Regions from separate parts of the Homo sapiens genome. Here region 2 is linked to region 1. Evidence: read pairs that join two places in POLR2A ChIA-PET (ENCODE). Cell type or tissue: IMR-90. All regions are shown on one strand. Region 1 overlaps LDLRAD3 (low density lipoprotein receptor class A domain containing 3). Region 2 overlaps PRR5L (proline rich 5 like).

Region 1 (5,000 bases):
AAGTTCTTTAAAAATATAACTCTCTAGTTATTTTTGTTAAAGTCAAGACATCACCAAACAGAACCACTTCTTTAACTTTTATTTATTTCTTCTCACCATTTCATTATGGAAGATTTCAGACATATACAAAAATACAGCCTGGTTTATTGAACTCCATGGGTTTAACAATTATCAACTCACTGAACATTTTGTTTCAATCCCTGATGGAATTGGCTTGAAGTGCATCCCAGATAGCACATAATCTCTTTATATACTTCACTATATTTCTAAAAGATAAGGACTTTAAAAAATAGACACAATATCATTCTTACAATTAAAAATAAATAATAATGCCTTAATATCAAGTATCAAACCATGATTTAAATTTCTCTATCTCAATTTTTTTAATAGTTGATTTGTATGATCAGCATTCAAATATGGTCCACACATCACATTTAGTTAATTTGTCTTTTACTCTCTTAATCTGTAAGTTCCCTTTTCCTCTGTTTTTTTTTCTTAGAGTTTATTTATGAATGAAACTGGGTCTTAAAGAATTTCCCACATTCTGTATCTAAAAGTTTGCCTCCCTGTGGGGTCATTAACATATTCCCCTGTCCCTGAATTTCCAGTAAACTAATGGTTAGATTTAGAGGCTCAATCAGATTCAGGTGGGATGATTTTGGCAGAACAATCTCATAATGGTGATGCGTATTCCTTTGCACTGCATCAGACGACTGTCTTTTTGTGCTGCTGAAACTGGCTTATAGAAGTTCCTGCTCCAGGTCAGATGCAGTCATCACACCTCACTCTGGCTTTCCCACTGAATATCACTTAAAAAACCTGAAGAGAATGCATGCAGTAGCTGTGAAGGGTAATTTGGAGCAGGCCAAATGGAGAATAAGACCAAAATTTAAACTATCACCAAAATGGTGGCGAGTTTACCGTATTTTCTCCCTTTTGGAGCCCCAGGGAACTGGAAAGAACCAGAGACACTAAGAAGAGAAAGGAGCTCAGAAAAGCTAACCCATAAAACTGTTTACAAACTCCTAGGATGATCCCCTCAAGCTGCATGCACATGGACCTGGTCCTAATCAGCACATCAAAGACTGAACTCACAAACTACTGGTAGGGCCATAGGCAGGATACATCCAAATAGCATTGCAAAAACAGCGTGAAAACGATTGTAACCATAGCCCACAGAGGGCTGGTAGAAAACTGTGGCCTGACCTGCGCAGGTCATTTACCTACAAAAACACATATATAAGCACTCCCGCTAGGCTTCAAATAAGACCCAGAGTGTCACACATAATAATCAAAATATCCAGAATATAATCCAAAATTTCTTGTCATATTAAGAACCAAGAAAATCTCAATTCATTTGGGTTAAGACAATCAACAGACAAATGCCAAGATGACACAGATGTTGAAGTTATATGATGAAGATTTTATAGCAGCTATTACATAAATGCTCGAGTAAGCAATCACACACACTCTCAAAACAAATGGAAAAACAGAAAGTCTCAGCAAAGAAAGATATAAAGAAAACCAAAAAGAAATTTTAGAACAGAAAGATACAGTAACTGAAATTTAAACAACTAAACAAAACAAAACACTATATAGGCTTGAAAGCAGACTGGAGATGACAGATGAAAGAGTAAGTGAGCTTGATGACAGATTAACAGAAATTGTCCAATATGAACAATAAAAAGAAAAAGGAGTGATTAAAAATGAACAGAGCTCTGGTGTGGTGGCTCATGCTTATAATCCCAGCACTTTGGGAGGCTGAGGCGGGCGGATCACTTGAGCTCAGGAGTTTGAGACCAACCTGGGCAACATATCAAAACCCACCTCTACAAAAAATACAATAAAAAAAAAATTAGCCAGGCATGGTGGTGCATGCCTGTGGTCCCAGCTACTCAGGAGGCTGAGGAGGGAGGATCACTGGAGCTCAGGAAGTTGAGGCTGCAGTGAGCCATGATCGCACCACTGCACTCTAGCCTGGGTGATGGAGTGAAACCCTGACCTACCCCCCAAAATATAAAAAAATAAAAACTCACAGAGCCTCAGGGACTTGTGGGACTATAAAAACAGATCTAACATTGTTGTCATTAGACTCCCATAAAGAAAGGAGAAAACGTATAATACTTTTAAAATATCTGAAGAAATAATAGCTGAACATGTATAGCAAAAGACAAAAACCTACAGATTCAAATAGCTCAGAGAACCCTAACAGGATAAACTCAAAGAAATTATACCCAGACACGCTATGATCTAACTGATGAAAACTAAAGACAAAAAAAAAAAAACAGTTCAAAGCAGCTAAAGAAAAATGATATATAATCTACGGGGAAACAACTTGAACGACTGTAAATTTCTCTCCAGAAATCGTAAAAGCCAGATAGAAGTGGCATACTTAAAGTGCTTATAGAAAAGAACTGTCAGCTCAGAATTCTATATGCAGTAAAAATATCCTTTAGGAATGAAGGTGAAATAAAGACATTCTCAGATGAAGGCAAGCTAACATAATTTGTTGCCAACTTCAGAAGAATTGCTAAAGGAATTTCTTCACAGAGGAGGAAAATGATACTAGAAGAAGACTTGGCAATATCATGAATGAAGGAAAGAGTGATCAAATGGTGAATATCTGGGTAAATACAATACCTTTGGAACTCTTCAAAATATGTTTGAATATTTAAAGCAAAAATTAAAACACGGTCTTGTGGGGTGGCTAACGTACACAGATGTATTATATAAGACAACTATACTCTAAAGCGACCTAGAGAGTGGCAAGGTTTCTATTAATACATTCTACTTGAAGTGAATCCACACTGATTCAAAGCTGTGAGAAGACTGACTGGTAGATTCAGGAGTTTTCAGCCTGATCTCTCCATTATGAAGGCCCCATCAATTTTTTACCTAATGGTTTTAAGCAGTCATTGATGATCATTACCTAGACCCATTTTTCATTAGGAGTTACAAAATGAAGATACTCTAATTTCTTTATTCTTCTATTAGCTGGTATTCTTCAATAAAAAATAACCTTTTAAAGTCAGCTATTTGATTACTCTGAAGTATAATTCACATAGGAACGAGGGGATAAATAGTTTGACTCATACTTTTATTTACCACTTTCCAACATAGTGAGCTAGAATCACTATTTTTTCTAATTAAAAAAAATTGTATTTACTTATTTATTTTTATAGGGATGGGGTCTTGCTATGTTACCCAGGCTGACCTTGAACTCCTGGGGTTAAGTAATCCTCCCACCTCACACTCTGGAGTAGCTAGGGTTAAGACGGGTGCCCCACCTCGCCCGGCTTCAGAACCACTATTTTTAAATGGTAGCTATGTCAGAGGAAGATGCTGGCTTAATCCTCATTGGCATAGTTTGGAATGGGTATAATTTACTCATTTAGAAAATTAAAGACCAGACCAGGCATGGTGGCTCATGCCTATAATCCCAGCACTTTGGGAACCCAAGGCGGGAGGATTGTTTGAGCCCAGGAGTTCGAGACCAGCTTGGGCAACAGGGTAAAATGTCATCTCTACAAAAAAAAATTGCTTTTAAATTAGGAGGGTGTGGTGGCACACTCCTGTGATCCCAGCTACTCACAAGGCTGAGGTAGAAGGATTAGCTGAGCCCAGGAGGTTGAGGCTGGAGTGAGCTGTGATGGCACCACTGCACTCCAGCCTGGGTGACAGAGCAAGACCTTGTCTCAAAAAAAAAGAGAAAATTAAAGACAAATGTCCAAACATTTAAATCATACAAGGTCTTTAATTATGGCAGGGAATATATAGGATGACATAATCATTTAGAATGCTTATACTATAATGCGTCATACTTGCATTTTATTGCCATTGGATTATTCTGGGGTGTGTGTGTGTGTGTGTGTGTGTGTGTGTGTGTGTGTGTGTGTGTAATTTCTCCCTTAGATTATAAGATCCCCATGGACAGCAGGAAGCAGAGATCAAGCTGATACTCACTTACTAAAGGATTAACTAAAATACAAAAGAAGTATATTGTAAGTCCAAAATCAAAGGCAAAATCCTAGTAACTATGGTCTTCTCTTACAGTTTTGTTTTAAACCACTATTTTAAAAAATCAATTACTCTGTGCCAGCCATTATACTGACTACTTTTCGGTTATTATTTCATCTAATTCTCCAGCAATCTAGTATCTCCAACAATGGGATAAATATGAATAGTGTCTCATTCTAACTTACGGGATATGGGCAGTTTTGCTTTCTTCTTTATACTTGTTTATATTTTCCAAGTTCTTTACAATAATGAGAAGAAAAATATTTATTAAAATATGTGGTGGGGGTACAAAAAGGGATGAATAGGACAAGCACAGAAAATGTTTAGGGCAGTGAAACTATTCCGTATGATACTATAATGGTGGCTATGTGTCATGATATACTTATCAAGATCCATAGAATGTTCAACACCAGAGTGAACCCTAATGTAAATTATGGACTTGATGTGTTAACACAGGTTTGATCGTAACGATTGTATCACACTGGCCGAGGATATTGATAATGGGAGAAGCTGTGTATGTGTTGGGGCAGAGGATTTGGAAAATCTCTGTACCTTCCTCTCAGTTTTGCTGTGAACCTCAAACCCCTCTAAAACATAAAGTCTTTTATATATATATGCACAGAAAATAAACGTGTAAGTTTGTTCAGAGCCAATGATAATTATGAATGCTCAAGTAGTCTAAACATTTTGAGGAATGGGGAAAGAAGAAGAAACAGTGACCAGAGTGACCAGTGGCAGGTATGAAGCAACCTGATGGGCGAGCTGGGCCAGTATTAAAGGCGAAGAAGAGAGGCTTGAAGGTCACTGAGGCTGCTGTACGCAAAGTCATTGTGGACAGCAGGATGCTAAAAGGAAGGATCTGCATGTATCCAAGGCAAGGAGTAGTTAAACCCAACAGCAAGACTGCTAAGCTGCAAGGAAAGAGGGAGTGAACATGAGTATGTGTGTGCATGCACACTGATACCAGGGGAATATTATACAGC
Region 2 (5,000 bases), 350 kb before region 1:
GGACGGATCATATTAATTGTTTTCAAACTTTGTTTTATAGCAAGTTTTATCCAAACACAATTTTTCTTGGAGTTCTAATACATAAAATTAAAAAGTAGAGATGCCTGGTTGAAGATGGCAGAGTCCCTTAAAGGTTCCCCACATGCCTATTCACTGTACAGAACAGGCCCCAACACCCAGAACTCTAAGACTAGAAGAGACTCAGAGAATATGCCAGGCCTGGTGCTCTCAGGCCATGCCAGGGCAGGGGGACAGAATCTTGGATGAACTTTGTTCATCCTGTCTAGCCCCATTTCTGAGTTTTCACTCTGAGTGTATCTATGATGAGGGTTACTTGGGTGAGAGACATTCAACTTCCCCTTTTAAGGGCACTTGAACCTCTGGTTTTATTCAGTTTCTTTTTCATAGAGCTGTTTTTCCACATTTCCAGGAGCTTGTAATAACTCCCCAGATAACATACATACAATTAATATGGCCAGGGATAATGTTTCCTTTCCCTCCCTTTACCACGCAGTTGTCTTCCACATTTTTGTACTAGCCTGACTCCAAAATGCAAAAGAGGGCTGGGCACAGTGGCTCATGCCTGTAATCCCAGCACTTTGGGAGGCCAAGGCGGTGGATCATTTGAGGTCAGGAGTCGAGACCAGCCTGGCCAACATGGTGAAACGCCTACTAAATATACAAAAATTAGCTGGGCGTGGTGGCACGTGCCTGTAATCCCAGCTATTCAAGAGGCTGAGGCATGAGAATCACTTGAACCTGGGAGGTGGAGGTTGCAGTGAGACGAAATCATGCCACTGTACTCCAGCCTGGGCCACAGAAGTGAGACTCTGTCTCAAAAAAAGAAGCAAAAGAGCCACTAAATTCTTGGTCAAAGCAAGTCACCTAAGAATAAGCCCCTTCCTTTGACACATGAGAGGATAAAGCTAATGTAGCATACACATAAAATGGAATATTAGCCTTAAAATAAGAAGGGAATCCTGTCACATGCTACAACATGAATTTGAGGACCTTATGCTGAATAAAACTAAGCCAGTCTCAAAAGGACAAACACCATATGATTCCACTTATAAGACGCCTAGATTAGTCAAAGCATGGAAACAAAAAATAAGATGGTGGCTGTCGGGGGCTGAGGAAAGGGGGCAATGTTGGGAGTTGTTCAATGGACGTGGAGTTTCTGTTTTGCAAGATAAAGTTCTAGAGATCTGTTACACAACAATGTAAATATAATTAACACTACTGAACTGTAAAGTACTGAAATTATAAAGAGGGTATATTTTATATTGTGTGGGGTTTTGTTTAACCACAATTTAAATTTTTTTTTCTAAAGGTCTTGGGTTATTGGGTATTTATAAGGTTGAAAAAAAAATGTCATCGATGTATTCAAGGGAAGAATGGCTACAGGTTCAGCCAACTCTCAAATGTGCAAAGGTTAATTTCTAACCTCTATTCTTCCCAAGGCTTGGTAAGCATTAACTGTTTGCCAGACCTTGGAACTTTCCAGCGTCAGTTTCTCATTTTCCTTCCTACTTTGTCTTTCTAGGAGCCCCTTTCCTGGACACACTCGTGTCTTTCCCAGGGAATGGGAAGAAACAAAAGGATGATGACATGACACCTAATAAGTCTGGATCTGGAAGTAAGTTTGATCTACGGTTCATTAGGCTGGAGCAGAAAAAAAAGAAAGGGTCCGGTATGTTCGCCTGTGTGCCAGGTATGGTGTTATGCCACTCATGTGCCTTATATTCCCTACAACCCCTCACCCCAATTTATCACTTCAAAAATGATAAAAGCTGAGACTTGGAGAAACTAGTAACTAACCAAAAGTCACCCAAGAAGGAGGTGGCAAGCTAAGATCAAGCCCCACTTTGGTGGGAGCTAAGAGTAGCCCTTGGTAGAGTCATGGGGTTGGCTAATTCTTGCCTTTGGAACCTGTTTCTATCTCCATTCAGTTCCTTTCTTTCCTGTCAGTTGGACTTTAAACTCTAAGATCAGGAAATTTCCCTTTATCTATCAAATCATACCCTATTGAGTGAGTGCCTGCTTAGCCTAATGTCCTGCAAATGGACAGGACTCCTCTCTTCTATGACTCCCCAGAAATATTACAAAGGCCTGTAGGAAATAGCTCGGGACAGACCAGAGGAAATAGCATGGAGGATTCACAGTATAACTTATACCTTCAAAGGTGACCACCAGCCTGCATCCCATTAAAAACAAAAACAAAAACAAAAACAAAAACAAAACAAAAAAAAACCCTGAACAAGGTCTCCAAAGAAACCACCCCGTCCCACTACATTTTTCTGAAACACAGTTCTGACTTGCACTGCTGTGAGCAGCTGACTCAAATCAAAGTGCTGCTGCCTAGGTAGGGAGGAAACGGACAGGGTGAATCACTCGCTTGGAGCCTGCCCCTTCTGGACAGAAGCATCTCAGCCGTCCAGACATCAAAGACTGAGTCACAGAGGCCCCAGTCTACCAGGGCTGTCTTGTACTTGCCTTCACACAGCTTGATCTTCTCCTCCACAAAGAACAGTCCTTTTGCAAGAAGCTGGTTCTGCCAAAAGAGAACAAAGAACATAAGAATTTGGACAACTCCAGAGCGTAAGTGATGAACCCTCTTCCACTTCCAGTGGGCAAGGGCACAGAGTTCTAGGCACTTGTGTTCTAGCCGTGCCTCGGAGTTTAAGAAGCCTTTTTTCCTCTTGGAAGGTTAAGGCTTCCGGAGAAGACAGTGAGACTTCCCATAGCAAAAGAACGAGTGAGATAAGAGGCAAACCCAACCGCCACCCTCATCCCTCAGACGAGGGAAGAGGCATGACACAAACTTGGGATGAATTCGCTATTGTTGACACCCAGTGTCCTAGAGGCCCTTAGTGATCTAAACTCACAAAAGGAAGCATTGAGGCAATGGGAAACTATGCAGAAATAACATATTTTTTTTTAAAAAAAAAGATAAATTTAGGGCTTCTCACACTAGCATGAAAGAGACTGCGTGCAAAATCTTAAGCAGCAGTGAATATGCATCTGTCAATGAATGTGTGCATGGGAAATTGTGGAAAGAGAAAGTAAAGTCCTCTTGCAACTGCAACTAACAATTGTTGAGCGTCCTGTCTACATCATAAGATTTATATCCTTCATCTCATTTAATTCAATCCTATCAAGTTGGTGCTACTGTCCTCACTTTACTGATGGTTAGTGAAGAGACTGCTCAAGGCAGACAGACCTGGTCTTCCTGGGTCTGTAAGCCATGTTCTTTCCACTCCACTTCGCTGCCTTCCAGCAAGTCTTCCCACCCAGACCCCTTTCTTCCCTTGAAAGGCTATAGTTGGCCCCCTAAGACTTCTGCAAGTCACAGAAGCTCAGAGATCAATGACGGGCTGGTGTCTTTACACTCATGTCATATTATTAGATTACCCAGGCCTATGATTATGGGAGAGGCAGCTGCAAAGGTGATATGTATCTTACCAAAGTACCTAATGCATTCTTTAGCCTTCTCCATTATAAAACCCTAGATCCTACTGCAATGATAAAAGAAGCATATGGAGCAGAGTGGAAAGAACTTGGGTATCAGTTCAAGTTCCAGCTCAGCTACATTCTAGCTGTGCGATTTTGTATTTAATTTCCCTGAGTCCCAAGCTCCTCATATGTAAAATGGCATAATACTAGCAATACCATAACATTCTTCATTATAATCATTATAAACACATTAATCATTATAAACACATACACACAGTATTTTATGTCCTTAGTAATCAGCACTGGTGGTAGGAATAGTAATAGCTGCTATCTCAGCCCAACTTCTTCAAAAAAGGAGTGGGAGGCTGAGAGTCAGTAGTGAATGGGCCTTTATAAAATGTACTAATAGAACATTTTATCAAAGGTACTATCCCATTTCTGTGATGGATACACATTAACCAAATTCATACTCCTATTAAGATTTACAAAATATGACCTAATTTGAAAAAGTAACTGGTCATCAGGTAGTTCTTTCTTTTGAGATGGAGTCTTGATCTGTCACCCAGGCTGGAGTGCAGTAGTGGGATCTTGGCTCACTGCAACCTCTGTCTCCCAGGTTCACGCAATTCTCCCACCTCAGCCTCCTGTGTAGATGGGATTACAGGCACCAGCCACCATGCCCAGCTAATTTTTGTACTTTTTTGGTAGAGACGGGGTTTCACCATGTTGGCCAGGCTGGTCTCGAACTTTTGACCTTAAGTGATCTGCCCACCTCGGCCTCCCAAAGTGTTGGGATTACAGGTGTGAGACACCACACCCAGCCACCATGTAGTTTCAAGATGGCAGATAGAACACCAAATCAAAGTTACAGTGACACCATATAGGAATACACCAACTTTGTTAAAGGAAAAAAAAAAGCAATTCCTTCACAAAGAATTGTGAAACACACAGGCAATAAAGACAAAGCCCTAACCTGTTCTTTAGCTTCCAGCCAAGTTCATGAATCCCAGCTGGGTCATGGCAAGACTTTCTGGGTCAGAAAGCAAGAAAATACATCAGCACCAAATCGACATCTTGTGACAGCTGAGCTGGACATGAGTGGTCTGTGGAGGTGTGTTCAGATGGCAACCACTCCACCTGAATGCTTCTTAGCACAAATCTCATTTGTGCCCTGCAGTCTCCACCTGGTTGGTCCCTTTCACCTAGTCCAGGTGAGGTTCTCAGAACGTCCCCTTAGCATTCTGTGCATGGGCTCCTAAATGTCATTCTTCTCAGCACATCTAGTGTCAACACTGATGTTCCAGGCTTCTATTAAAACAACTTTCCTAACCCTCCCTAATTTCACATTTCTGAGATGCACCTATAGAGGTAATAGAGATCGCCTCTGTGATTCAATTTTCATCATTTTGTTCTATCACTATAATTATCTACATGGGGGGAGGATAGGGGGAACTGAGGCATGGACAGAAATGAAAACCTAGTCCAGGTGATAGCATGAGTTAACAGAAATTAATTCAAACCATTCATTTGTTAGAATTTTAGGTCCT

Evidence for each region. Peaks named below come from ENCODE experiments on the same cell type or tissue, not always from the same donor. Only the 100,000 strongest peaks of a DNase experiment are listed, where the experiment ranks them.
Region 2: POLR2A ChIA-PET joins it to region 1 with 7 read pairs; 2 of 35 experiments call an interaction of 5 or more read pairs at or near these places.

The regions. Positions count from the first base shown.
Region 1 is chr11:36,082,634-36,087,633 of GRCh38, reverse strand. The region is part of intron 3 of LDLRAD3 (low density lipoprotein receptor class A domain containing 3); the gene reads right to left. Among named protein-coding and RNA genes, the nearest start is that of MIR3973, 75 kb to the right of the region's middle. In IMR-90, no CTCF peak of the experiment used is centred here; no DNase peak of the experiment used is centred here.
Region 2 is chr11:36,429,404-36,434,403 of GRCh38, reverse strand. It overlaps PRR5L (proline rich 5 like), which reads right to left. Exons shown (of 9, transcript NM_001160167.2): 5 at 2,494-2,551. Among named protein-coding and RNA genes, the nearest start is that of TRAF6, 78 kb to the left of the region's middle. In IMR-90, a CTCF peak has its summit at 2,411; a DNase peak (open chromatin) is centred at 2,413; H3K4me3 peaks cover 377 bases; H3K27ac peaks cover 343 bases.